2 separate regions of the Homo sapiens genome follow, and region 1 is linked to region 2. A link is an interaction called in ENCODE POLR2A ChIA-PET data of the cell type or tissue named here. Cell type or tissue: A673. All regions are shown on one strand.

Evidence for each region. ChIA-PET counts read pairs that join two places held together with the same protein. Peaks named below come from ENCODE experiments on the same cell type or tissue, not always from the same donor. Only the 100,000 strongest peaks of a DNase experiment are listed, where the experiment ranks them.
Region 1: POLR2A ChIA-PET joins it to region 2 with 10 read pairs; 2 of 35 experiments call an interaction of 5 or more read pairs at or near these places.

The regions. Positions count from the first base shown.
Region 1 is chr1:184,455,592-184,458,091 of GRCh38, forward strand. All of the region lies in intron 1 of C1orf21 (chromosome 1 open reading frame 21), which reads left to right. Among named protein-coding and RNA genes, the nearest start is that of C1orf21, 70 kb to the left of the region's middle. In A673, no CTCF peak of the experiment used is centred here; no DNase peak of the experiment used is centred here.
Region 2 is chr1:184,791,857-184,794,356 of GRCh38, forward strand. It overlaps NIBAN1 (niban apoptosis regulator 1), which reads right to left. Exons shown (of 14, transcript NM_052966.4): 14 at 1-2,500. Among named protein-coding and RNA genes, the nearest start is that of EDEM3, 38 kb to the left of the region's middle. In A673, no CTCF peak of the experiment used is centred here; a DNase peak (open chromatin) is centred at 955; H3K27ac peaks cover 943 bases.

The DNA.
Region 1 (2,500 bases), 340 kb before region 2:
ATACTGCCATCAATGATTACCTTTCTAGGATTGCTAATATTAAGATATTTCAAATAACCTTTCAGATAACCACTGAAAACTTCATTCCTTGTTCCCATCATAGCTCCAGCATCTAGAATGGCTCCTGGCACTACCAGGGCCTGAATAAATATCTGCTGAATGGGATCATGAATGGGTGAATATATAACATTCAGACTTTGGGATATTATGAATACTATTCATGTTTGGTTTTCACTGTTAAATTTTTGATAGCAACCCTAGAAACACATCAAGAAACTGTATAATTCTCTATGTATAGGTGTAGAGTGTTAAAGCCTTTGGAACGTTAAATTATTTTGAGCCCTGAGAGGAATGTGTCTATGTAGCTTGAGTCATGTGAGTATACAGTTGTAACTTCTGGTTTTTCCTGTAAATGAGTAGGAATGACTGAGTGGTGCCAGAGGTAAGACCCTCTCAGAACATTACTCCTCCTCACAGAATGTTAAAGCAGCCTTCCTTGGGATGTAGCAAGCTATATTAATCAAATCACTGCAATGTACATATTGGCCTTGTAGGGAAAATGTTGCCATCCTCCCAAAACTGTTTCTGCCTATATAAGTGAAACCTTAGCTTCTCTATTTTGAACCACTGACCCCATCCCTTTGGAGTCTGTGTTTTCTGTGTGCCTGTCCTCAAGCTTTGTGCTTGAATCAACTCTATGCTTAGTTATATTTTCTGAATCTCATTTTAAGTTTGACAAGAGTATATATACTGAAACCCGATTCTTCCTTGCTGTGGGTTGTCAGGTTGACATCTGATCTCTTTTCAGTGAGTGCTTCTTCCTTAAATTTAACTTCCTCTTTAATTAACCAAGTTAAGTAATTTCACTGTCATAGCTAACAGCAAAAAGGCAATATGAAATAGAAATTCGATGACCTTCAGAAAGGTTATGATATGTTTATATTCTTTTACGGTAAAGACAGTTCCACTGTTCCTCTTTAGAAACAGTTATGATAGCACAGGTGCCAGATTTGATATTTTTTCTTTAGAAACAGTTATGATAGCACAGGTGCCAGATTTGATATTTTTCATGTTAACTTTCACCAATACTCAACTAAAATCCTCCCTTCTCTGCACAGTTTTTCTTGACTCCATCCGATAGGCACACTTTGTAACTTTATCTCCTATGCTTGGCTTCATGCTAGTTATATCAATTACCTTATTATATTGCAGTTTCTTACTTGCTCATCTTTTACTCTGTGACAATCACTTCATTGAAGACAAAACCTTTCATATATGTATTCTTAGATGTCTCCAGGGGTGCTCAGTATAATGTTGGACCCACAGCAGCAGTATATGTTGACCGAAAAAAATGAATAAATGGTTTGAGCATTTAGAGAGTTATAAAACCAAACTAGGCAGAAGAATGTATCTGGGGCAGCTTTCTGGAGAAGGTGATGGTGATCACTTGGTTTGATACTATCTCTTGCCCTATAATTATGATAATAGTGCCCCCAGTATTTTAAAGTTGTAAATAAATGATCCATAAATGCTGTTGCTGTGTAATCAATAAGCCATGAAGATACTTACAGAATATTATAACTTAATTCTTAAAGGAAGGAACTTGTTGAGGACATAGAAGTGACTAGAATTGCATCCGTTATCTTGAAAAGTAAATTGGTATATTCAACAAATACTTACTGAGCAAAGATGAGTAAAACTGGTTACCTGCTTTCAAGGGGTTTGTGTTCTCCTGATGCGTAGACTAACGTCATCAAACAGACTGTGCTTAGCTCTGTCGTGGAGAAGCAAACAAAATGCTATGAGAACCTAAAGGGAAAAGACATGGATTCCAGCTGGAAGGACTCCAGGCTAACTAGTTGAATATAAATATATATATATATTTTTACATAGATTCTATTTCTTTCGGCTTCTTAAGCAGAATAAGTCTACCGCAGGCAATCTGACCTCTTTGTGATCATTCACATGAACACTGGTTTTGGGGCTCAGTCATTGAAAGCTGCTGTCTCTGTACTGCATTTTCCAGACTATTCTGGGCTTTTGCATCTGCTCCTGGCTCTTTGGTGCCTCTCCGATGGGTATCTTGCCAGCTATCCATGTGCTTGCTTCTCTATTCTCTTTCCTCAGTCTGGTTTGCTATGGGCTGTAACATAAATAAAGAGAAAGTGAGATTGCATCAGCTTTGAGTATCCTGAAGCATTTTTATGGGAGTGACAGCTAAGTATAAAGAGCATTTAGGAAATAATAGCCATTTTATCATTTAAAGGCATGTGTACTTCCTGATAAGTATTCGCTTATTTATAAGGATAGATATCTTCAATTAAGTTCCTACTACGTGCTTGGCATCATAGCAGTTGCTTTGTAGATATTGTTTCAAATTCTCAGAATGATCCTGTAAGGTAGATAGTATTATACCCATTTTATAAAAGAGGAAACTGAGATTTAGAGTAATTAACTTTCTCTGGGTCTCATAGTTGGTACATAGTAGAGCCTGATTCTA
Region 2 (2,500 bases):
TATTCCATTCAACATGTTAAAATGAAGACAGAGTATTTTAAATGCACTCTAGTTTCCTGTTCCATCTTCAAATTAAACAATCATCCTGCTTATTCTAGAAAACTTTTTTTTTTTTTTTGAGACAGGGTCTCATTTTGTTGCCCAAGCTGGAGTGCAGTGGTAAAATCATAGTTCACTGCAGCCTCAACTTCCCTCGCTCAAACAATCCTCCTGCCTCAACCACCCAAGTAGCTAGGACTGCAGGCACACACCATTATTATTTTTTGTAAGGATGAGATCTTGCTATGTTTCCCAGGCTTGTCTAGAACTCCTGGGCTCAAGTGACCCTCTCACCTCAGCCTCCCAAAGTGCTGGGATTATAGGTGTAAGCTACCACATCCAGCCCAAAAACTTGTCTTTAGTGAAATATGTACAGAAAATTCTTTGATTATATTCTGGAGTACATCCTGCCAAATAGTGCCCAGTCCTCCCTGACCTACATGATGGATAAAGTTAGGGCACTGATGTTCATCCATCCAATGCAGTGAAAGGTACTCTCTTTTAGGGTTGAAAAAAATCTCTTAGCTTTCCAGGGGGTGCAAGAAGCCCTGCATTGAGCAAAGAAAGGAAGCTAGGAAGCTCCGGTGTGAGGTCAGCCTGGGCTGGGACTCCACACTACTGTCCCAGGGAGTCGGGCAGCCTTTGTGGGGCTGGGCACTGCCTCTTTGGCTTCCTGCCTTACTGGGCAGTGCATCTGGCCATCTGCCCCTTGGACTTTGGACTTTACTTAAGAGAAAACTCAACAAGGGCAGAAAGCCCAATTCAAAACGTCTTTCTGCCTGACAGCAGGCCCCAAATAGCCCCAGCACAGCAGTGTTCTGGGTGTCCAGTTCCCACATTTCCCGAGCAGCCTGACGCATGCCAGGTCCTATGCACCAGGGATATTAAAGTGACTCAAGGAGGCAGGAAGCCATTATTCAAGGCTGTGGGTTTCTAGCAGGAAGCACAAATGATGACTAAACCCTAGTTTCTGTCTTTTAAGAGAGGAGCCACTTGGAGAGACAAGAAGTAAACCTAATTTCAACACACCATGCTAAATGCCAGGATATGAGTGAGCACTGCAGAAAGCAGAGACTGGGGGAGAAGTGGTCTTTACTTCCTTCACCTGTGGTGGGATCCCTCAAAGACATGAGGATTTAAACACGCCAAGAAAAGTTGCAACAATTAAATATGATATTATACATATACTGAGTATTATTCATGTTTATGACCTAGAAATTCTTCATGGGAGGGCTGAAAAGGGTGATATTTTAATTTCTGGTTAAATGGTTGAACTGTGTGTGAAGCAAATGCTCTAAAGAACTGACATAAATTTACTCGATAGTGATGATCTAAACAAGTTCTCAACAAATATGTTGAGATCTGATGTTAAAATTTGGGGAGGGGCCAGGTAGCTCACGCTGTAATCCCAGCACTTTGGGAAGTCGAGGTGGGTGGATCGCTTGAAATCAGGAGTTTGAGACCAGCCTGGCCAACATGGTGAAAACCCATCTCTACCAAAAATACAAAAATTAGCCGGGAATGGTGCCGCATGGCTGTAATTCCAGCTACTTGGGACGCTGACAGAGGAGAATCTCCTGAACCCAGGAGGCGGAGGTTGCAGTGAGCCGAGATCACACCACTGCACTCCAGCCTTGGCGACAGAGTGAGACTCCATCTCAAAAAAATAGAATAAAATAAAATAAAAAGTCGGGGAGGGAAACCACGATGTAATACTTGGGACTGGAGATTTTAGGAAATGATCTGGTATTTTTCTGAAGGAGAAAAGAACAACTCCTTTTAATCTTTTGGAAGCAAGTCTCTTCCATTTTCAACATTAATGGTTATAGGTCACCATCCGTTAAGAAGATGTGTTTTGTCTATTTCCATTAAAATGTAAGTTCTAGGAGGAAGGAACAAAGTTGTTTTTCGCCATGGTATCCCCAGTGCTTGGTATATAACAGAGACTCAATTAGCTTGCTGAATGACCAAACAAATGATTTCAGCTTTTGATAACATCTTTGGAACTTGAGAGCATACACCTTGGCTTTTGTCTTTATTCATTTATTTATTTATTCATTCATTTTGTGCCCTTCTGGGAATGAACCAGGACTATTTGAATGGAAAGAGAAAAAAAAAAGCTGTCATAGTTTAAAAATTGGCATATGTTCTCTTCCAGATTAAATTCCCTTGGACCTTTTAATTTATGCTAGAACAAGCACTTATCTTTTCTTTTTTTTATTACTAAGCCCAACACAGTGCGTGGCATGCAGTAACTGTTCAAATAATGTTTGTTTAATTGACGGGTTTTAAGCTCGATAACTTAGCTAAGCCCTTTGCACAGTCTAAGCCTAATTTGGAATGCTTTCAGTCTTACCCAGGCCAATAAAATTTTCTTGCCTCATCTGAATTTCCTGCAAATGTGATTAATTAATAAGAATCATCAAGATTAATTAATAAGAAATTGATAGCAGGATGAGTA